Linked DNA regions of Mus musculus: regions 1 and 2 are each linked to region 3. Evidence: chromatin loops called from intact Hi-C (ENCODE). Cell type or tissue: gastrocnemius. All regions are shown on one strand.

Region 1 (8,000 bases), 170 kb after region 3:
ACACTACTAACTTTATGACCTCTAGTTTACCAAACTCCGGTTCAGTACAAAATAATGAACTGCCTACTAGTAATCCAGGGGCCTGGCGTGTGAGCACAATGAATCATCCTCAGATACAGGCTCCGTCAGTTATGAATGGCACTTCCCTTTCTCACCTTAGTAATGGAGAGTCAAAAACTGGAGGCTCCTACGGTACTACATGGGGTGCCTATGGTTCTAATTACTCTGGCGACAAATGTGCAGGCCCTAATGGCCAAGCCAATGGTGACACTGTGAATGCAACTCTAATGCAGCCTGGCATAAATGGGCCTATGGGCACTAACTTTCAAGTTAATACAAATAAAGGGGGAGGTGTATGGGAGCCTGGGACAGTGAATTCCCAGAGTTCACCATGGGGAAGTGGAAATGGTGCAAATTCTGGAGGAAGTCGAAGAGGATGGGGAAGTCCTGCACAGAACACTGGCACTGGTCTATCCAGTGTCGAGTGGAACAAACTGCCTAGCAACCAGCATTCCAATGACAGTGCAAATGGCAATGGTAAGAAGCTTACAAATGGATGGAAATCTACTGAGGAAGACGATCAGGGTTCTGCCACATCTCAGACAAATGAGCAAAACAGTGTGTGGGCCAAAGCAGGAGGCACAGTGGAGAGTGATGGTAGTGCAGAGAGCACTGGACGCCTTGAAGAAAAAGTAACCGGGGAAAGTCAGAGTAGAGATAGAAGAAAAATTGATCAGCACACATTACTCCAAAGCATTGTAAACAGAACTGACTTAGATCCACGTGTCCTATCCAACTCTGGGTGGGGACAGACTCCTATTAAGCAGAATACTGCCTGGGATACAGAGACATCACCAAGAGGGGAAAGAAAGACTGACAATGGGACAGAGGCCTGGGGAAGCTCTGCAACACAGACTTTTAACTCAGGGGCATGTACAGATAAGACTAGCCCTAATAGTAATGATACCTCATCTGTATCAGGGTGGGGTGATCCCAAACCTACTCTGAGGTGGGGAGATTCCAAAGGCTCAAACTGCCAGGGGGGGTGGGAAGATGACTCTGCTGCTACAGGAATGATCAAGAGCAACCAGTGGGGGGGTTGCAAGGAAGACAAGTCTACATGGAATGATTCGCAAAAGAGCAAACAAGGCTGGGGTGACGGACAAAAGTCAAGCCAAGGTTGGTCCATTTCTGCCGGTGATAACTGGGGAGAATCTTCCAGGAGTAACCATTGGGGTGAGGCCAATAAGAAATCCAGCTCAGGAGGCAGTGACAGTGACAGGTCCATTTCTGGTTGGAACGAACTTGGGAAAACTAGTTCTTTTACTTGGGGAAATAATATAAATCCAAATAACTCATCGGGATGGGATGAATCTTCTAAACCGAACTCTTCCCAGGGGTGGGGAGACCCTCCAAAGTGTAATCAGTCTCTAGGTTGGGGAGATTCATCAAAGCCAGTTAGTTCTCCAGATTGGAACAAGCAACAAGACATTGTTGGATCATGGGGAATCCCACCAGCCACCAGCAAGCCTCCTGGTACAGGCTGGCTCGGGGGACCTATTCCTGCTCCAGCAAAGGAGGAAGAACCCACAGGCTGGGAGGAGCCATCCCCAGAATCTATACGAAGAAAAATGGAGATCGATGATGGAACTTCAGCTTGGGGAGATCCAAGCAAATACAACTACAAAAATGTGAACATGTGGAATAAAAACATCCCGGAAGCCAGCGGCCGCTCAGACCAGCAAGCGCAGATGCACCGGCTATTGCCAGCCGCAAGTGCCGTCTCAAGCAAGGAGACCAGCAGTGGCTCTGGTAAGCGTTCCCGTGTGGAGTGCAGAGGTATTGTGGAAGCAAGCTTTGTGTTGACATGCCTGTCATAAGATTTGTGTAACACGGCTCTTGGATATGCACATCAAGACCTTTCAGCTGTGACCTAGAGGTGACATTCACCTGGCAACAGCTCTGGTTTGTGGAGTCTTGCTCTGTTGTGTTAGGAATGTAGTAGAAGAGGTTAAGTGCAGACTTACACACTTAGGTATTCTTAGTCAAGCCTTAACAACGTGGTTTCACTACTGAAGTACAATAAAGCCAAATGCCTGAGGACCGTACTCTAGATATTTGGTATTATATTTGATCTTATGGGATTTTCTCACTGAGGCATGAAGTTAGTACCTCCTCAGTTAACTGGATAATGTGTGCACCTGAAGCATCGCACTGCTTTCTAGTATACTCTGACCTTTGCTCTCCTGTACTCAAAGTTTTTTCTCTGTAAATTGATAGGGCAACATTTTCTAAATGTGGCAGCCCTACATTGCCTTTGTTAACAGGAGTTTTATTGAATAATGCTCCATTGGTTAGAGAGCCGGTAATGTTTTCATGAATTCTTCTTTTAGTGCCTAATTGTGTGGGGGTTTTGTTTTGTTTTGTTTTGAAATATAAGCCTAGTCTATTGATTTATACTTATTTCTTAGGGAAAGTGTAGACCTTTTTTCCAATGTGTTAAAGGCAGGGTGGCTGTGTACCTGATGGTAGTCTTATAGTCAGCTGTTCTCCACTGCAGTGATGTGGGAAGAGCGTCCTTTCAGGACAGTGTAATTAGTGGAACTTTACACCGCACCTGCCTCAGCTCTCAAGCTTTGGTTCAGAAGAACCTGACATTTTTAGGAAAATAATTTGCTATAATGAAAAGAGTCTGCCCTAACACCAAGAAGGCAGTTTTGAAAGAAAAGGTTAAAACATTATACAATTATATTAATGCAGAATAATTTGTGTTCTCCACAAAATATGTCTCTTGGTTGTCACAGCATCATTTTTCAGTGTGTGATGTGAAATTCTTCATCTCATTTCCCAAGTCCTCTTCCTTGTCTTTAATTGAGGTGCTTCCTAATATCTATGCTGATGACTTCTTTTCCCATACTTTCTAAAGGCTGGGGTGAGCCTTGGGCAGAGCCTTCTACTCCAGCCACAACTGTGGATAATGGTACTTCAGCCTGGGGCAAGCCCATAGACAGTGGTCCCAGCTGGGGAGAACCCATTACTGCAGCATCCAATGCATCCACGTGGGGCTCCAGCTCTGTTGGTCCACAGTCATTAAGCAAATCTGGTAAGTCATCTGATGTTAGCGGTGCTGCTGATAACTCATAAGCTGCATTTAAGTGATGGCTAGTGCTCCTAACTTATCACCACTAATGTATTTCTCAAAAGTGACTACTAGTAATTTACACATCCTCCGCCAAATCTAAATTCTTTCTCTTGTTGGATTATTTAAAACTGAATTTAGCAGCTTTCATGCCATTCAGCTGGAGAGACTAGATAGTATAATGTGAGACACATGTCCAAACCATCAAATCTTACATGGGAAGGGCCCTGGAATGCACATGAATATTGTTCCTCTACCCTGTTGTGCTCAGGACAGACTGTAGGAGCCCCAAAGACTGTGTGTAGAGATAGATGTTTGTTCTATTGTGGCTTCAGTACCCTTTGAACAGCCTTATAGAGAGTATAGTATAGAATATCTTTTCTGTCTCATTTGCCTCTGTCCTTTGTATCATTTTAAAGACCAAATAGGTATGCATAAGAAACCACTATTGCCCATGATTAGAAAACCTAAGATTTGTGAAGACATAGAAAGGTTCATTGGATATTTTAATAAAAATAAGTTCTTCCCAGTGACTTTCAATGTAGTCTAACTATACCTTTTCTATTACATGTATTTGAGAAGTAAAGGTGTGTTTGGTTTAGCTTGCATGTCCCTGTACTTTGAAACATGCTTGACATCTTGGAGAATTTTTTTCCTTAACTTCTGTTTGTCTTTGTTATCACAAATCTACAAATCAGGGCCCAAATCTATGCAAGATGGCTGGTGTGGTGATGATATGCCATTGCCTGGAAGTCGACCCACTGGCTGGGAAGAGGAGGAGGATGTAGAGATTGGAATGTGGAACAGTAACTCATCTCAAGAGCTTAACTCATCTTTAAATTGGCCACCATATACCAAGAAAATGTCATCAAAGGTAAACATTTCAGGAGCTTTGCTCTTGAAACTTTAAATCTCAAAGGCAGTTTACCCACAGACAATTCATCTATCTGCCCATTTATGGCAGTCAGTACAGTCCAGGCAGCCCCCAACTTAGGGATAGCCTCTTGAATGGGCAGCTCCCTAGAAAAACATAAGACCATGGGAACTTCCTTTCTCCCCACTGCTACAGCTCGGGATTTCTCTCCTCCTCAGCTCCACCAGTACTGCCTGGGGCAACAAGCCCCACATGGTACCAGCAGTGGTGAGGATGAAGAGAAGGGCAAATCCATGTTGACTCTCCATTTCACCGCCAGTTCGTCTCCATCTCATTAACCTCCTCACCAGAATCCCAGCCTTCCCCTTACCCAAAGTCACCATTCTGTTTATTCACTAACATCATTGTCCCTTTCTCATTCTCAAGGTCCTGTGATGAAAATCCCTAGGAAGAATTTCCATACCTGGCTTTACATGAGAAATGGGTTGCATTTGTTCAAAACATAGTCTGACATACCCTGAGGCCTTTTCAAGTTTTGGAAATTGTACCAGCTCGGCAGATATGTCTGATGTTGAGCCAGGTTTAGGAACGACTGGGTCCTGGGAATAGTGATACTAGGGACTGGGGGCTGGAGGTAGAGTCTCCTGGGGACATCTTTCAAAATAGGTGTCCAGTCTCACAAATGACTCTAAAATGTCCTCATCACCCTATTTGAGAATGACTACCTTTTGAGGACCTTGAAAAGTCATATATTTGGTGGGTACTTGGCCTAACTCCAGGCCAAGGTTGGTCCGTTTTAATCCTGGGATTCAAAGTCTAGGACCTGCCATTTCATTTTATAATTTTTTCATTTGGCTGGATTTGCCTACCGATGCCTGGCCATGTAGCTAATGACGTGCTTGTACATGTTTTACATGAACCATTTGATCCTCACAACCTTCTGAGATAGGATAATGAGGAGGAAGTTGAGACTGGAAAAGGTGGTGACTGACCCAAAGTTGCTTAAGTAGTAAGTGACAGAGCAAAGATGAGCTTAGGTCTTGCGATTCAACACCTTGTTCTTCCCACTGGACCATGCTGTTTTGTGACTTTGTCTTTCCTTACAGGGTCTGAGTGGCAAAAAAAGGAGAAGGGAAAGGGTGTGTAGCCTTTTTACTCTTTCTCCTTTGTTTCTACTAGTAAAAATCTTTAGAGAGCAACTGCAAACTCTTATTTAGCTTCTGCTGTGTGCCAGGTACTGTGCTTGGTGCTGGGGTTTGAATACACTGAAGAGCAGCCCCTTCGGGGGCTCCTAGTCTCTGGTGGGGCATTAGGCAAGCACAAGTGTGCTGGGATGTAGAAGATGCCTGGGGTGGCTTGATAGAACCGAAAGATTTCTTAAAAAAAAAAAGACAAAGCTGGCTCTGTAGTTAGAGGAAGGATAAATAGAAACTTTATTATTGACAAAGTATGGAGCCAGTGAAATTTACAAGAAGGCAACTTCAATGACTTTTTAAAACGTAATCAAAGAGAGCTGTCTAATATTGGTGTGAAATATCAGTTGAAGTAAGAGAAAACCAGAGGTAGGGATCGCAAGAGGCTGCTACATCATCCCAGGTGGAAAGGAAGAAGAGTTAGAAATGCATTTAAGAATAGAAGGGGCAGAGGTTGGCAGTTGTTCAGAGTATGGGAGGAAGTGGAAAGGGGAAACAGGAATCAGAGACGCCTTCAGAATCTTTGCAGAGGGTTAGGTGCTTGCTTTAGAGATCTGCCTTTGCAGGGAGTTAAGCTGTGCTGTTTCACAGTCAGAAGGAACAGGTAATAGCTTTGGGAAAGGACATTAATACACTAAGATAGACGGTCCTATGGTCATCACATCAATGTGAGGCCTAGGTCTTTGTGGCTTCCAGCCTCGCTCTGTGACTGTTGCCAGTTCTCAGTATACTATCTGTACTGCTCAGCCCACCACAGCAGCTCAACTGCTGCTCAGGATACTGTGTTTTTAGCAGCACAAATGGAAACCTTTAAAGACACTATTGTGTGAAAATATTTAGTGGGTGTTTGGGAAAGATGTTGGTTTTTCAGTAAAGTGTTCCTTCATATCATGATTAAATTATGGACTAAATTGGCTTGTTAGGACAGGCTGAGGATCTCCATGCTAATTTTTACTTTGGTATGAGAAATCCAAAAACCTAAATGATGACATGGGTCAGGGAGCACAGTCCATCTGTGAGGTGGGGATGTCCCATGCTCCTCCACTGCTTTTTGTCTTTTCCTTCTGACTGCCTGCCTTTAGAGACCTCTCTATACATTACAGCTATACCAGAGGCCTGGAGCAAAGGAAGTTGAAAATCAAATGAGTTTATTTATTTAATTGTTAACACCTCTAAATAAGAGTTGATTGAAGGAGAAAATATTGGCTAAAAATGAGAGTTGGGAATTGTCTTGAAGTTTTACTAGTCCATCACAATGTCCAGATAATTAGAGATGGCCATGGCATCTTCTCTACTCTTTTATTTACAAAGGGAATGATGAAAGGCGGAAACAAACAAGAGGACGCATGGATAAATCCATTCGTTAAACAGTTTTCAAATATCAGTTTTTCGGTAAGTATCTTTTCTTAGCAGTAAATAATACCCTTTTTAGTAGTGGTTCATAGTTTATCCCAGTTTTATTTTATTTTATTAAAAATTATTTCTCGGGCTGGAGAAATGGCTCAGCAGTTAAGAACACTGACTGCTCTTCCAGAGATCCTGAGTTCAATTCCCAGCAACCACATGGGGCTCACAACCATCTGTAATGGGATCTGATTCTCTCTTCTGGTGTGTGTGAAGACAGCAGCAGTATACTTACATAAAATGAATAATACATTTAAAAAAATCATTTCTCATCTTTAAGTTTTTAAAATATGTCGATTAGAGTAAAATTAGCCAGCAAGACTTAATTCTTAAATTTTATAAATTTTGAGCACATCTTAAAAATACATTAAAACATAGTAATATTTTTAAAAATAGGGCTGGAGAGTCAGTTCTGTGGTTGAGAGGACTTGCTCCTCTTTACAGGAGCAGGGTCTGTGGCCAGTCCCTGTGGAGCAGAGTCACACCCACTTTTACTCCAGTCCCTGTGGAGCAGAGTCACACCCACTTTTACTCCAGTCCCTGTGGAGCAGAGTCACACCCACTTTTACTCCAGCTCCAGGGAGTTTGAAGTTCTGTTCTGGCCTCTGCATGCACTTGCATGTCTGTGCCAAACACACAGAAATACAGACAAATTTTAAAAAGAGAAACTTCATGATCTGCTTGCATTTTAGATGAGGAAATAAGGAAAGGTCTTTTTGTTTTGCTTGGTAAAGTCTGCTAACACGTTACCTTTTCCTACTTCAGAGAGACTCACCAGAAGAAAATGTACAGAGCAATAAGATGGATCTTTCTGGAGGTGAGAGAAAAGTCAGGCATTCTGATCTGTGTTTATCACTGATAAAACAGTCCTGCTTGTATCCCGCTCTGTCTGAAAGAGCCCTCACTCAGTGGAAGAGAGCAGTCCTGCTCTTGGTGCTGCACTGTATGAGCACAACCAAGTAAAGTGAGTTGTGACATCCCTCTAAGGGACATGTCTCTGTGCATGTCTCAGGTGGTGCTGGTGTCCGTCTGTGTTCTCAAAGCCCGATCAAGAGGGGGCTATTAAGGTTCACGATGTAGTCACCTGGATCAGAGGATTGCATAATAAACTTTGGTAAATGACAGACATCTCAAACCATAGTCAGAAATGCCAGGCAGTTCTTGGTAGGGGCAAGAAGTCCTGAGAGTGGTGAAGGAGGGCAGGGCTGGAGTAGGTGGTGCAGCCTGGCCAAAGTAATGGTTCCAGATAACTAGGTGGGGGCTGATCATTCTGAAATAGGGGATTAAAGGTTTTGTGTGTGTGTGTGGGGGTGTCCTCTGTTTTGTTTTGTTTTGTTTTTTAACAAATGTGTTTTCAGTAAATACCATTTCCTGTTCCTGGTTTGTTTTT
Region 2 (8,000 bases), 55 kb before region 3:
AGGGACATTTGACTGGGATTTAAGTTAGAATAGCTCACAGCCTGCCCAATCTGGGCTTAGAGCTTGTAAATTATCAGGATTTTGTACCTTTTATTCGGGCTAGCTGGAATAAATAATTCATTTACATAAATGTATCATCATTTTTAGACATTAGTGACCTCGCTGTAGGAAATCCTGCAAATTCCCACACCACAGAAACTATTAGTGCTAATAAATTCAGCAAGTGTACGCGGTAGCAGCAGGACACACAAACGCAGTCAGCTGTGTTTCCATACATCAGCACCGGGTAACCTGAAAACTCAATTAGGAAAACAATTCCACTTATAATAGCATCAAATTGAATACAACACTTTGGAACAAATTTAACCCAGGAGGTATGAAAATCGGCCACTGAAAACTCTAATATGTCAGTGAGATAAATTAAACAAGGCTGGCATTAGTGAAACAGAAAACACGACAGGGCTACCCAAGCATGCAATAGGTACAAAAAGCCCAACAACCTTTTTCTGTACATATTTGTGTGAGTGGACTGTGAGTGTGTTTTTCTCACCTGTACAGAGGCACGTGCATTCGTTGGTGCACATAGAACGGGTGCCAGTCACTCTCCAGCTCCTCAATCCAGGCAGTGTCTCACTTGACCCCGGACTTGCCTGCTCTGGGGACTCCCCAGTGCTGGGGTTATAAACTGGTCATCAAGCCCATGTGGTATTGATGTGTGTGCTGGGGGAGTCCAAACCCCAGCCTTCACGCTTGCTGAACAAGCAGAGTACCCACTGGGCCGTCACACCAGCCCCTCCACAACTTTTTTTTTGACAAATGTGGGAAACTTGACTCTAAAACTCACATGGAATGAGAAGAGCCCCCGAGTAACTGAATTCTTTACAAAGAAAACCCTCAAACAGAACATGGTGGCTCAAATCTGGAACACCAAGACTCCGGAGATGGAAACAGGAGGGTCAGGATCCAAGTGATCTTTACTTATAAATATATAAGAATAGAGTTAGAGAGAGGGAGTATGGGGCCAACCTGAGCTACCTGAGACCAGGTCAAAAGAAGAAACAAAGCAAAAGTTGAGTTTAAGGAATCGAAGTTTGTTGTTTTTAAAACTCACTCAAGGGACACTGATATAAAGATAGATAATAAAACGTGGACCAGGATTCAAAAATCTAGAGGTTAATCCATGCATCCTGGTGAGGCAACATTCTTTTTTTTGAAAATCTTGTCTCCAGGTTTATTTATTTTTATTTTACGTGTATGGGTTTTGGTTTGGTTTGGTTTTTTTTTCCCCCCTTCATGCATGTTTGTGCACCTCATGCATGTAGTGTCTACAGGGGCCAGAAGAGGGCGTCAGAGTCCCTGAGACTGGAGTTAGAGATGGCTGTGCGCTGCCATGTGAGTGCTGATAAAAGAATCTGCATCCTCTGGAAGAGCCATCAGTGCTCTTACCTGACGAGGCATTGCTCCAGCCCCTCGGTAACGTGATTTTCACAAGTGTATCAAGACAACGCAGTAAGGGGAAGAACTTCGCCTTCAGTGAAGTTGAGACACTTCAATATCCACACGCTAGTAAGTGAAGTTCACAGCCTGTTTTACACATCACCAAAAAATGATTCAAAGGCGGTGGTGGCACACACCTTTAATCCCAACACTTGGGAGGCAGAGGCAGGCAGATTTCTGAGTTCGAGGCCAGCCTGATCTACAAAGTGAGTTCCAGGACAGAGAAACCCTGTCTCGGAAAAAACCAAAAAAAAAGAAAGAAAGAAACTAAAACTATGAAACTCTTAGCCACAGGGGTAGATTTTTATGTCCTTAGGCCTGTTTGTTGATTCTTTGTGTGTGTGTGTGTGTGTGTGTGTGTGTGTGTGTGTGTGCAGGTATGAAGGTCAAAAAAAATAACTTGGTGGCATCTATTGTTCAACCAAATGGCTCTCAACCTAGCAGTAAGTGCCTCTAGCTGCTAAGCCAGGTATAGGGTATCCACAGGTTTAAACCAGAGATTGCCAGCCACGCCCACTGATTCTTAGACGTTATAACTGAAGCACAAAGAACAACAACAAAGTAGATAAGTTAGAACTCTGTCCAGATTAAGAACCTTTTCATAACAACATGTTTCCAATCCCAGCAATGGAATGGCTCAGCAGGGAAAGGTACCTGCAGTCAAGCCTAGAGACACGCGTTCAGTCCCCGGGACTCACAGGTCGAAGGAGAAAACTAAATCCCACGGGTTTGTATCCTGACCTCTGCACATGTGCCAGGTCACACGTATGCCTGTATACACACACACACACACACACAAATGATAATAAACGTAATTTTTAAAATTGCAAGTCTACAATGAGATAGCAGTACATACCATGTCCCATATGTAGACGCCTAGTACAAAACAACAAAGAATAGAAAATAGTAAGTACTGTTCAGTTGGCGGCGATACAGAGCTTAAAGTCCTGGAAAATCTCGGGTGGAACTCTAATGTGGTACAGCCGCCATAGGGGATGCTTTGAGGATTTCTCAGAGGAAAAAAAAAAAAAAAAACCTAGTCCATCCTACAGAGGTGGGCCTCAGAGTGAGGATAAGACTTCATTGCACCTAGCAACATGATGGCTGAATTTCTGGGGTGTCCAATATGGGAGCCATCGGCCACATGAGACCTGTGATGGTTTGAAAAGCTATGGCCCCCATAGGCTCATTGTGGGAATGCTTGGCCCTTAGGTCCCTATTAGGTGGTGTGGCCTTGTTGGAGGAAGTGTGTCCCTGTGCAGGGCAGGCTTTGAGGTCTCCTATACTCAGGCTATGCTCAGTGTGACATGTGTTACCTTTCTGCTACCTACAGATCAGGATGTAGAACTCTCAGTTTCTTCTCCAGCACTATGTCTGCCTGCCTGCTGTCGTGCTTCCTGCCATGATGACAATGGACTAAACCTCTGAAACTGTAAGCCAGCCCAAAATAAATGTTTTCCTCTTAAGAGTTGCTTAGGTCATGGCGTCTCTTCACAGCAATGGAAACCCTAAGACAAGACCATTTAATAGTTTTAATTAATTTTTTTAAACAAGATCTCACTGTGTAACCCTGGCTGGCCTGAAACTCACTATGTAAATCAGGCTGGCCTCTAACCTGCAGTCCTCCTGCCTCAGTATCAGCTGTGCTGGGATTATAGTTGTGCACAACTCACCCTAACTGAAGAGGTACATTTTGTTTGTTTGTTTGTTTGTTTGTTTGTTTGTTTTTGAGACAGGGTTTCTCTATATAGCCCTAGCTGTCCTGGAACTCACTTTGTAGACCAGGCTGGCCTCAAACTCAGAAATCTGCCTGCCTTTGCCTCCCGAGTGCTGGGATTAAAGGCATGCGCCACCAGGCCTGGCTAAGAGGTATGTTTTAAGTGAAGATAAAATAAGCCAGTCCAAGCTCCCTAGGAGGCCTCCCTTCCACGACTGCATGGGGAATCTCAAACAAACAAAACATAAAATGTGCAAATTTGGGCATTAGGCATGGTGGCATATGCCTTTAATCCCAGCACTTGGCAGAAACAGGTAGAACCCTGTAGTTTCATGGCCAGCCTGGTCTACATAATGAGTTCCAGGACAGCCAGAGCTACAAGCTATGTAGAGAGACTCTGTAGCGATAGATAGATGGATGGATGGATAGATAGATAAATAGATAGATAGATAGATAGATAGATAGATAGATAGATAGATAGATAGATAGATAGATAGATAGATAAGGGCTCCGGGGGTTGGTTTGTTTGTTTGTTGAGACAGGCTCTCTCCATGGAGCCCTGACTATCCAGGAACTCCATCTATTAGATCCTCTGCCTCTGACTCCTGAACAGTGCTGAGATTAAAGGCTTGAGCCGCCACCACCTGGGTAGGATTTTTGTTTGTTTGTTTGGTTGGTTGGTTGGGTTTTTTTTTTGGGGGGGGGGGCGGGAGGGTGTTGGGTTTTTTTTTTTTGGTTTGTTTGTTTGCTTGCTTGCTTTTGTTTTTGGATACAGGTGTTAAAGCTGGGTGTGGTGGTACACACCTTTAATCCCAGTACTGGAGAGACCGGGTGAATCTCTGAACTCAAGTCCAGTCTGGGCTACAGAGAGAGTTCCAGAGAGCCAGGATTCATAAATACCCACCCAGTGTTTTCACTTAGAGGGATGACAGTGGATATAAACACCATCTCTCCAGGAATAAAACTGTTGCCAGCCCTAACCTTAACTGGGTTTTGTAACCCTGTAACTAAAGAGTTAATTCTTCTGGGCTGAGATGGTCAGACACAGCCCTGAATGTGGGTTGCAGGTTTAACTTAGAAACCCAGGGTAAGGACAAACCACAGGACTGTGCCTAGAAAATGTTTTCCAATAGGAAATAACAGAGGGACCCAGAGGGAGAGCTAAGACTGAAGGGAGCAATCTCAAGAATGTCCACTAGAGGGCCCCAACAGCACCCACTTGTAAAGGTTACTTCAAATCCAATAGAAAAATACCAGGCTGTCACCAGGCTACCCATAATAAAGGGAAATGGAGAGAGCTTGGGGTAAGAGACACAGGTTGCTTCAAAATTTTAAACTCTCCACTTACCCATATTATTCGTGAGCACATGCAAACACAACACATTCACAACACACATACTATTTAATTTTTTTCTTTTTCTTTTTTTTTTTTTTTTTGGTTTTTCGAAACAGGTTTTCTCTGTATAGCCCTGGCTGTCCTGGAACTCACTCTGTAACAATACATAAATACTTTTATGTTGTTGTTGTTTTTTAATGTACTTTTTCTTCTTATGCGTAAGTCCTCTGTCTGCATGTGCAACTGCTTGCAAGAAGAGGGCATGTGGTTGGTTGGTTTGTTTAGCCAGGTGGTCATGAGCCACCATGTGGTTGCCAGGAGTTGAACTCAAACCTCTGGAAGAACAGCCAGTGCTCTTAACCACTGAGCCATCCTATCAGCCTCCTGGATTTTGGTTGTTTGAGACATGGTTTCTTTGTGTAGCCCTGGCTGTCCTGGAACTCACTCTGTAAATCAGGCTGGCCTTAAACTCAAAGATCCGCCTGCCTCTGTCTCCCAAGTGCCAAGATTAAGGGCGTGTGCCACGATGTTCAGCCAGGCTGGTCTCAAACTAGTGATCCTCTGACCTCTGCCTCCTTCACCAAATCCTACTAGCCTGCGCTACCACAATCAGCCATGCTTTTAAACTATTCGTATGAATAATTAATTTTGAGTGGTTTTCTTTGGGAGGTTCTTTTTTTATAAATATATACAACGCAGCTGTTGTAACTGAATATGCCTACGGAACCAAAAACAAAATATACAGAAGAAGGTATGTGGTACATGAAGTGCAGACATTGTTCAGACAAACCCTATATCATTTTAAAAGTTGATTGCTTTTTGAGCCAGGCATGGTGGTGCAGGACTTTAATCCTAGCCATCAGGAGATAGAAGCAGACAGATCTCTGTGAGTTGGAGGCCAGCCTGGTCTACAAAGCGCAGGCCAGCCAGAGCTACACAGAGAAAACTTGTCCCCAAAAACAAAAAAGAAAAAAAAATGTCTGTTGAAGTAATGTTTTTGTGCACTGTATAAAAATTATCCTTTTACTGTTCAAATGCTGATTTCTGAACCAGCAGAGATCTGGTTATGGGACAGATTTTGGTATTGTGAATCATTTCCTGCCTTAGTATTTTGTAAACAGTGTTCCTCATCGCCTTCTGATTGGTTAAAATAAAAAGCCTATGGCCTATAGCAAAAAGCAGAATAGTAAGGTGGGACTTGGGGATGGGATGGGGGCAGAGAAAGAGAGAGAAACTCTGGGAAGGAATCAGAGGTGAGAGATTCAGCCAGTTGGACATTGAGGAAGAAGCAAACTGGGAAAGAAGGAGCGATAACTAGCCAGCCATGTAGCAGAACTTAGACAGTATAAACGGGATAATTGAGTTACAAGCTAATGGGAAGCAATGTCTAGCTATAAGCTTATAAATAAATATAGTCTCCATGTCATTATTCAGGAACTGGAGCAGACATAGAAGGTTGATCATTTTTCATGTTTTTTTTTTCCATTAAATGTCTTGTTTCTTTCTCTCATTTTTTTTTTCCGGTTTTTCGAGACAGGGTTTCTCTGTGTAGCCCTGACTGTCCTGGAACTCATTCTGTAGACCAGGCTGGTCTCGAACTCAGAAATCCGCCTGCCTCCCAAGTGCTGGGATTAAAGGCGTGCCCCACCACGCCCGGCTCTTGTTTCTCTTTTATAATATCATTATTACAGCCTAATTCACATACTACAAAATGTGTCTTTTTCTTTTGCCAGTTTTGTGGATATGCAATAGTCCTGCTTTTCCTGGCATGTTCTTCTGTTTTGTTTTGTTTTGTTTTGTTTTCTAAAGATCTATTTATTTTATTTATGAGTATTTTGTCTGCATGTATATCTGTGTACTGTATACATTCAGTGTGTGAGGAAGCCAAAAGAAGGTGCCAGTTGCCCTGGGACTGGGGTTACAGCTGGTTATGAGCCATCATGGTGGTGCTGGGACTGAACCCAGGTCCTCTGTAAGACTCGTTGGTGTTCTTAACTCCTGAGCCAGCTCTCCCGCCCATGTAAAATGTTACTGTTTTCGGGAAATTCAGATTGTAACCACAATGAGTTGCCCCTATGTGTTTGTTAGAATAGGTAACAGGGGCAAATCAAATAGCTCAGCTGCTAAAGGCACCTGCCAAGGAGGCTGATGGCTTGACTGGATCCTCAGGCCCACATGGTGGAAAGAGAGAATTAACTCCGAAATGTCCCTTTGTCCCCTGACCTCATCACACACACACACACACACACACACACACACACACACACACACACAGAGAGAGAGAGAGAGAGAGAGAGAGAGAGAGAGAGAGAGAGAGAGAGAGAGAGAAAAGAATAGTAAAGGGGGGAAAGCTGGCCACACCAAGTACTGACCAGAGGGAGTCCTATGTACAGCCAGCGTCTTCACTGTTCTATTACTGTGACAAAATATTTGAGGGAACCAACTTAACGAGAATAAAGGTTTCTTTTAGCTTCTGGTTTCGGGAGTTTCCATTTGTGATCACTTGGCCCAGCAACTGAGGGTCTGTGAGAGCCCAGAATACCATGGTAGATTATGTGATAGAAGATATCTGTTCACCTTAGATGGAAGAAAAGGCTGGAATCCCCAATATCCCCTTCAATGATACCCGCCCCCCATGACCTAACTTTCTCCCAGTAGGCTCCACCTCCTACAGGTTCCACCTTTCAGTGGTCCTCAGGCTTGGTTGGCCAGCAAGCCTGTGATAGGTAAATGCTTGTGGAACACTTCAACCCCAGTGGTGGCATCACTGACAGTGACACACCGAAGCCACCTTGGTAAACAGTTGACTGCTTTTGTAAAGCAGAACATGTTCTTAAGCCTTTTCTTAAAATGTATTGAGACAGGGTCTCTGTGTAGCCCTGGCTGTCCTAAAATGTACTCTGTAGACCAGGCTGGCCTCCACCTCAGAGATCCACCTGCCTCTGTTAGGAGTAAAGGCATGTGCCACCATCACTGGGCAAAACATACACTGTTATCGTTCCAAGCCAATGGTAACAGGGAGCCACTGGACCAACATCATCTGAGCATTTGGAGACAGAGCAGGTTGTTTGGTGTGTTGTGTTTAGGTGCTGGCAAATGAAATGCTTGTACCATGGCCTTGGGCATTGCCTCTCCTCAGGTCTCACATATAAATATTAATGACGGTGACACTTGCTTTCGGGGTGTCCTGAAATTCTGTGAAGTGGCACTATGGAGGCCCTCTTCAACGGGGCATATACACTGTGTGGTCCCCTGACAGGCCTGCGAATAAGACCCATTGTTTCCATTCCACTTGACAGAAAGGCAACAAGTTCATATATCTTGCTCCATTGCCCTTGTGGAGTGCGTGGAGGAGCTAAGACTGGCCGTGGCACTCACACCCCATATTGTGGTCGTTCTGTGTGGGCTTTTTTGTTGTTGTTGTTTAGTCAGTTGATTTGAGTTCTTTGA
Region 3 (8,000 bases):
GGAATTAGTACGATTCCGTTTTGTTGGTTTCACCCACTTCCTCCAAAAGGAAGTTGCAGTGGTTTTTGTTAATGTAAACTTTGAGTCTAGAGCTGGGCATGGTGGCGCACGCCTTTAATCCCAGCACTTGGAGGGCAGAGGCAGGCGGATTTCTGAGTTCGAGGCCAGCCTGGTCTACAGAGTGAGTTCCAGGACAGCCAGGGCTACACAGAGAAACCCTGTCTCGGGGGTGGGGGGGGGGGGGACCTTTGAGTCTAGAAAAGCATCTTCAGGGAGAAATATATTGGTTGCAGCCATGTTAATCTGTCACATCCTTCAAGACGTTTTCTGTCGATTGATAAAGGCCTTACTAGAATCTTGGAGCTTGAGGGGTAGTTCAGTGGTTAAGAGCACTGGCTAATTTTTCAGAGGGTCCAGGATTTTGAAATACAATTGAGAGGTTTTTGTTTTTAGCCAAGTTCTTGGTTATTTATTACCCAAGCTGGCCTCAAACTCAAAGACTCAAGTGATTGTCCAGCCTACTGAGTAGTTGAGACTGTAGACCTGTATCATCCTACCTGTCTTGTAGGGCTAATGTGTACAAATACACCTTAACTGCATTTGTACTGGAGTAATTGATTCTATTCCAGTTTTTGCACTTTGGAAAATAATTATAAACAGAAAGAGAAAGCCTCATTTATCTCAGATGAATTTAATGTAAAGGTATAATACCTTGGAATTTATCTCTCCAGAAGTATAAACCGCGGGCGACACCACAGCGAACGATCACAGAGGACTCAAGGCCCATCACTTCCAGCAACTCCAGTCTTTGTGCCCGTTCCACCACCTCCTTTGTATCCGCCTCCTCCCCATACACTTCCTCTTCCTCCAGGTGTACCTCCCCCACAGTTTTCTCCTCAGTTTCCTCCTGGCCAGCCTCCACCAGCAGGATATAGTGTCCCTCCTCCAGGGTTTCCACCAGCTCCTGCCAATATATCAACACCTTGGGTATCATCAGGAGTGCAGACTGCCCATTCAAATACCATCCCTACAACACAAGCACCTCCTTTGTCCAGGGAAGAATTCTATAGAGAGCAACGACGGCTAAAGGAAGAGTGAGTATTTTAGTTTGAAATTACCATACACTTTTTTCATTTTCTGATATAACATTAAATAGGTATTTTGGAAACATTTTCCAGTGTTTCCAGTTAGTAAAGAAAATTCACCTAAAATTTAAACCAAAGCCATACAAGCAACTTCCTCAGGGATACCTAGTTATTCATAGTTTTAAAGTAGAAAACTAATGGCAATTTCATTCATTTCATTCATGATCTAATTACATTTGTCTTGTTAGTTTTCTTAAATGGTTTTTGTTAACTTTCACTCTTTAACTTTATTTTACTAGGGAAAAGAAAAAGTCCAAGCTAGATGAGTTTACAAATGATTTTGCTAAGGAATTGATGGAATACAAAAAGATTCAAAAGGAGCGTAGGCGCTCATTTTCCAGGTTAGTGTTTTGCAAGCCTTCACAACAGAATTACAAATGGGACTTGAATATCCAGGGATTACCTATGGATATAAATAACATTGCACTTATGAGATTTTTCTGATTCGGTCTAGTTTTATAGAATGGAGGAGATGCAGCTTATTCCCTAATATGTCCATTAAAATAATCTCAGTGTAAACTCTATTGTGTAGAATTAGAATTTATGGGGACTAAGTTGTCCTTGTCCCTTGAAGTTATTCATAATCTGATATAATGGGAAATGTTTATGGAAGGAAAGACATAGGGGGCTAGCCAGAGAGTATTCTGAGGGCCTTTGCCATAAGGCTACAGCTTCTTGCTGTAACATTAACCTGTGCGATTTTAAAAAGTAGTGGTAGAATACCCCTTGCTGTATTATTAGAAAAGAAAAACAAATTACAGAAGTTCCCTGGAAGTTTGTTTAAAGACTTTGTTTTTTAGATTTAACACTTAAAATGTGGTTCCTTTTAAAGCTAGACTGTTGGCTAGTGTAAGAAAAAAAAATAGATTCCTACCTAAATAATCAGACAGGAAGTGAAATTTAAATTTAATTGACATTTGTTTGATGTTAATAGCTCATAAAACTCACGGTACATTAATGCACTCCACTCTGATGTCAAGCCTTGGCTTTTGTTTTGTACTAAGTGACTTGTGTATTTATTCCATTCCAGTAGAGGTCACTGCACCTCTTTAATCATCTAAGACAAAACTTGATGCAAAGAAAGATAAAACCGTGAGAAAAGAATACTAGACTGTCTGTTTTTACTTTGTTTATATCTCTCAACCATCAACTATGCTTTTGTTTTTAGGTCTAAATCTCCCTATAGTGGGTCATCGTATTCAAGAAGTTCATACACTTATTCAAAGTCAAGGTCTGGCTCAACACGTTCACGCTCTTACTCTCGGTCCTTCAGCCGCTCACATTCTCGCTCCTATTCACGATCACCCCCATACCCCAGGAGAGGCAGAGGCAAGAGCCGCAATTACCGTTCACGGTCCAGATCTCACGGATACCACCGATCTAGGTCAAGGTCACCTCCCTATAGACGATACCACTCACGGTCCAGATCTCCTCAAGCATTTAGGGGACAGTCTCCCACTAAACGCAATGTACCTCAAGGAGAAACAGAGCGTGAGTATTTTAATAGATACAGAGAAGTTCCACCCCCTTATGACATCAAAGCCTATTATGGGCGGAGTGTCGACTTTAGAGACCCATTTGAGAAAGAACGCTACCGGGAATGGGAAAGGAAATACCGAGAGTGGTATGAGAAGTACTACAAAGGGTACGCGGTGGGAGCTCAACCTAGACCCTCAGCCAATAGAGAGGACTTTTCTCCAGAGAGACTCTTACCTCTTAATATCAGAAATTCACCCTTTACAAGAGGGCGCAGAGAAGACTATGCTGCTGGACAAAGTCATAGAAATAGAAATCTAGGTGGCAACTATCCAGAAAAGCTTTCAACAAGGGACAGTCACAATGCAAAAGATAATCCAAAATCGAAGGAGAAGGAGAGTGAGAATGTTCCAGGAGACGGCAAAGGGAACAAGCATAAGAAACACAGGAAACGAAGAAAGGGGGAAGAGAGTGAGAGCTTCCTGAACCCAGAGCTACTGGAGACGTCTAGGAAATGCAGGGAATCGTCAGGGATTGATGAAACGAAGACAGATACACTGTTTGTTCTCCCAAGCAGAGACGATGCTACACCTGTTAGGGATGAGCCAATGGACGCAGAATCGATCACTTTCAAGTCAGTATCTGACAAAGACAAGAGGGAAAAGGATAAGCCAAAAGTAAAAAGTGACAAGACCAAACGGAAAAGTGACGGGTCTGCTACAGCCAAGAAAGACAATGTTTTAAAACCTTCTAAAGGACCTCAAGAAAAGGTAGATGGAGACCGTGAAAAGTCTCCTCGGTCTGAGCCGCCACTCAAAAAAGCCAAAGAGGAGGCTACAAAGATTGACTCTGTAAAACCTTCCTCGTCTTCTCAGAAGGATGAGAAGGTCACTGGAACCCCTAGAAAAGCCCATTCTAAATCTGCAAAAGAACACCAGGAGGCAAAGCCAGCCAAGGACGAGAAGGTCAAAAAGGACTGTTCCAAAGACATCAAGTCAGAAAAGCCAGCCAGTAAGGACGAGAAGGCCAAGAAGCCTGAGAAAAATAAACTACTTGATAGCAAGGGAGAAAAACGAAAGAGAAAAACGGAAGAAAAGAGTGTAGATAAAGATTTTGAGTCGTCTTCAATGAAAATCTCTAAAGTAGAAGGAACAGAAATAGTGAAACCATCACCAAAACGGAAAATGGAAGGTGATGTTGAAAAGCTGGAAAGGACCCCAGAAAAGGACAAGATTGCATCATCAACTACTCCAGCCAAAAAAATCAAACTCAACAGAGAAACTGGAAAAAAAATTGGAAATGCAGAAAATGCATCTACTACAAAAGAACCCTCTGAAAAATTGGAGTCAACATCTAGCAAAATCAAACAGGAAAAAGTCAAGGGAAAGGCCAAACGGAAAGTAGCTGGGTCGGAAGGCTCCAGCTCCACGCTTGTGGATTACACCAGGTACGGAGGCCCGGGTGGGAGGTGGGGCAACAGCGACGAGTGTCCTCTATGGGAAATGATAGCCTTTGATCTTATCTGTGTGTGTAACTTAGGTTCTTAGGAGTCTGCAGCATTGTTTCAAGTCGGGGAGAGGTGAACCACGTCATTTATAGTTTGATCATGTGTGTCTTTCTTAGGGCAGAATAATAAACTTTTTAAAGCTAAAAAGACAACCTATTTTAAGCTAGCTTTTAAAAAATTTACTTACCAATGCTTTATTAGTAGTAAACTTTTTATTAATTAAAAGTATATTCATTTGTTTTAGTACAAGTTCAACTGGAGGCAGTCCTGTGAGGAAATCTGAAGAAAAGACAGATACAAAGCGAACAGTCATTAAAACTATGGAGGAATATAATAATGATAACACAGCTCCTGCTGAAGATGTTATAATTATGATCCAGGTTCCTCAGTCCAAATGGGATAAAGATGACTTTGAGTCTGAAGAAGAAGATGTTAAAACCACACAACCTATACAGAGTGTAGGGAAACCATCGAGTATTATAAAAAATGTCACTACTAAGCCATCGGCTACGGCTAAGTACACCGAGAAGGAAAGCGAGCAGCCCGAGAAACTGCAGAAGCTTCCCAAGGAGGCGAGCCACGAGCTGATGCAGCACGAGCTCAGGAGCTCAAAGGGCAGTGCGTCCAGTGAGAAGGGCAGAGCCAAGGACCGGGAGCACTCAGGGTCGGAGAAGGACAACCCTGACAAGAGGAAGAGCGGTGCCCAGCCAGACAAGGAGAGCACTGTGGACCGCCTGAGTGAGCAGGGACATTTTAAGACTCTCTCTCAGTCTTCCAAAGAGACCAGGACTTCAGAGAAGCACGAGTCTGTTCGTGGTTCCTCAAATAAAGACTTCACTCCTGGTAGAGACAAGAAAGTGGACTACGACAGCAGGGATTATTCCAGTTCCAAGCGAAGAGACGAGAGAGGTGAATTAGCAAGGAGAAAAGACTCTCCTCCCCGGGGCAAAGAGTCTCTGTCTGGGCAGAAAAGCAAGCTGAGGGAGGAGAGAGATTTACCTAAAAAGGGGGCCGAGTCAAAAAAAAGTAATTCTAGCCCCCCAAGAGACAAAAAGCCTCATGATCATAAAGCCCCCTACGAAACTAAACGCCCATGTGAAGAGACAAAGCCTGTAGATAAAAACTCTGGGAAGGAGCGGGAGAAGCATGCTGCTGAAGCTCGCAATGGGAAAGAGTCCAGTGGTGGCAAACTGCCATGTATACCTAACCCGCCAGACCCTCCCATGGAGAAGGAGCTGGCTGCTGGGCAGGTGGAGAAGAGCGCCGTCAAGCCGAAACCCCAGCTGAGCCATTCCTCGAGGCTTTCCTCTGACCTGACCCGGGAGACGGACGAGGCTGCCTTTGAACCAGATTATAATGAGAGCGACAGTGAGAGTAATGTGTCTGTGAAGGAAGAAGAAGCTGTTGCCAGTATCTCCAAGGACTTGAAAGAGAAAACAACAGAGAAAGCGAAAGAGAGCTTGACTGTAGCAACGGCCAGCCAGCCAGGTGCAGACAGGAGCCAGAGCCAAAGTAGCCCCAGTGTTAGTCCAAGTAGAAGTCATAGCCCTTCCGGGAGCCAGACCCGAAGCCACAGCAGCAGTGCCAGCTCAGCCGGAAGCCAGGACAGCAAAAAGAAGAAGAAGAAGAAGGAGAAGAAAAAGCACAAGAAGCATAAAAAGCACAAGAAGCACAAGAAGCACGCAGGCGCCGACGGCGACGTGGAGAAGAGCCAGAAACACAAACACAAGAAGAAGAAGGCCAAGAAGAACAAAGACAAGGAGAAGGAGAAAGATGACCAAAAAGTGAGATCTGTCACTGTGTGAAGGACGGATGTGTTAATTGACTTAATTACTAAGTCATCTGTATTAAATTCTGTTATAATGTAAAGAGATTCCAGCCTTGTAAATAATGAATGGAAGACCCTGTGCTGCACTTAAAAGTATTTGCTGCTTGATTATTTCATTTTTACATCAGAGCTTTATAACGAACTTTTGTACAGAATTGTGAGTTGTGACCATGGAACATGAGAGGTTTTGCTAGGGCCTATTATTTTTAACCACCATTAATTAGTTGGGGTGGAGTTTACTGTACTGTGAAATTTTCACATTTGAATTTTTTTAATTGCCTGGCAAATGCTGATATCAGTTCAAAAATATCAGCAGAATGATTGCTGAACTCATTACAGCCCCGTTATGTCACTTTTTGATTACAATAAAAGTTTTCAGTAAACTTTTCACTTGTTGCAAATGTATATTATTTAAAGACAGTGTCTCATTTCTTCTCTTTCCAAGATCCTTCAAGCTGAATAGACAAAATTCTAAACATTGAAAATGTACTTCAGAGAGGCCTAGTGGAAGATCTTTGTTTCTAGTAATTAGAAGTTAGGTTTCTAAAAAGGAGGGCAGGATGCTTAACCATCTAGCCATGTGGTTTTCTTAGAATTCTGTTAGGTCAATATTAAATTCCTTGATGAAACAATCCACTTAAGTGTTGTGGTTGTGCCCATTCTCTGCCCCACTGACAAAAGTAAGTAATAGTGTGAGCCTGAGGGTAGAGGGTATTCCTTCACTCTGTCTGTCTGGAACTCAGTGAAGGCACTCGGAAAGGATTTGGGGACAGGTTAAGTGGTTTTACAGAATGTGGCATGAATTGGGCCTGTCACAGTCCATGGCTAAATTGCTAGCCTGCTGTCCTAAGGTTCTGTGCTTGGAGTCTCAGTGTGTGGTACTCCATACAATTGCTGGTTCTTGGCTTTGAGTCAAGACATGTGAATGTAGTGTTTAGGGCAACATTTACCATTTAAAATTGTAAGTGATAACACTTTTTTTTTCTATTTTAAAGTGTGTGTGTCCATGGAGGGAGAGGAAGGCATTGGAGCCCTCTGTAACCAGCTGCAGTCACTCACAGCTACGTAGTTGTGAACTGTCTCATGTGGACGTTGGGAACCAAATTCAGGTCCTATGCAAGAGCAACAAGCACTTGTCACCACTGAGCCAAAGTAACATAAGTGCTAGAGGTGTGGAAGTCATCGAGAGATGCTGCCTTGGAGCCAGATCAGCTTTGCTGTGAGAGCTCAGCTCTGCCCTGATGCCAAGCACACACACCTGCTGTCAGGGCTAAGCTGTCCTGACCACTTAGGCCCACGCACAACATACTCCCACTTTTACTTTGAGGTCCTGTTTCCAACAATTGAAACTGGTTACTCACATTATTGGGCTCATTCTTGAAGCTCACCTGGCCTTCTTCACTTTAGTTGCAGCTCCACTCCTATGACAGGTTCCTGGCTACTGAACCACCTCTAAGTGTTGTGCCTTTGCAATTAAGAGCAGTTTTCCCAGCTTTGGTGGTGGTTGAACTTAGTTTACTTTTTGGTTTTTTTGGTTTTGTTTGTTTTTGTAGTCTATAGATTTGTTATGGCAACGGCCACAGAACCTGTGCCTGCCCCCTTCCCCATCTAACCCCCAAACTACCTAGATGTCGGATACTGTTTAACAGAAGCATGCAAAGGCTCAAGACATGCTCAGTGAGTTAAGTGCCTCCACAAGCCTGAGGACTTGAGTTCAATCCCTAGAACCCAAGTAAGTCTAGATATGCTACATGTGTGCTGTAACTCCAGTGTTCTACAGTGAGGGGCCACAAATGAGACACACAGGGAAGGGGGGATGGCCAACCCCAGGGTTGCCCTTTAAGGACACAGGTGCTGTGGTACATGTGTAACCACTCCCATAAACATACATGATACAGATTTTTTTAATGTATGAATGTAGCATTTGGAGGACAACTTGAAATGCTAAATAAAAGTTTTTTGTTTTGTTTTAGTTAGTATTTGTATAACCATTAAAAACACCCACAGCCCTTCATGGTACATGTGGTTTGGGTTTTTTTGTTGT

The links. Hi-C counts contacts between places; a loop is a spot of excess contacts. Peaks named below come from ENCODE experiments on the same cell type or tissue, not always from the same donor. Only the 100,000 strongest peaks of a DNase experiment are listed, where the experiment ranks them.
Region 1: it touches region 3 in a loop (2.0-fold over the local background); 20 of 42 quality-filtered maps call a loop at or near these places.
Region 2: it touches region 3 in a loop (2.4-fold over the local background); 2 of 42 quality-filtered maps call a loop at or near these places.

Annotation. Positions count from the first base shown.
Region 1 is chr7:123,170,307-123,178,306 of GRCm38, forward strand. It overlaps Tnrc6a (trinucleotide repeat containing 6a), which reads left to right. Exons shown (of 24, transcript NM_144925.3): 6 at 1-1,812; 7 at 2,927-3,103; 8 at 3,838-4,013; 9 at 5,120-5,152; 10 at 6,518-6,598; 11 at 7,376-7,427. Among named protein-coding and RNA genes, the nearest start is that of Slc5a11, 41 kb to the right of the region's middle. In gastrocnemius, no CTCF peak of the experiment used is centred here; no DNase peak of the experiment used is centred here.
Region 2 is chr7:122,940,956-122,948,955 of GRCm38, forward strand. No RefSeq gene overlaps it. Among named protein-coding and RNA genes, the nearest start is that of Gm39083, 9.1 kb to the left of the region's middle. In gastrocnemius, a CTCF peak has its summit at 4,404 (motif pointing right); DNase peaks (open chromatin) are centred at 1,390 and 4,408; H3K4me3 peaks cover 127 bases.
Region 3 is chr7:122,996,212-123,004,211 of GRCm38, forward strand. It overlaps Rbbp6 (retinoblastoma binding protein 6, ubiquitin ligase), which reads left to right. Exons shown (of 18, transcript NM_011247.2): 15 at 732-1,094; 16 at 1,385-1,486; 17 at 2,314-4,068; 18 at 4,373-6,361. The coding sequence ends at 5,933. Among named protein-coding and RNA genes, the nearest start is that of Rbbp6, 30 kb to the left of the region's middle. In gastrocnemius, a CTCF peak has its summit at 2,154 (motif pointing right); DNase peaks (open chromatin) are centred at 4,769, 5,329 and 5,654; H3K27ac peaks cover 971 bases.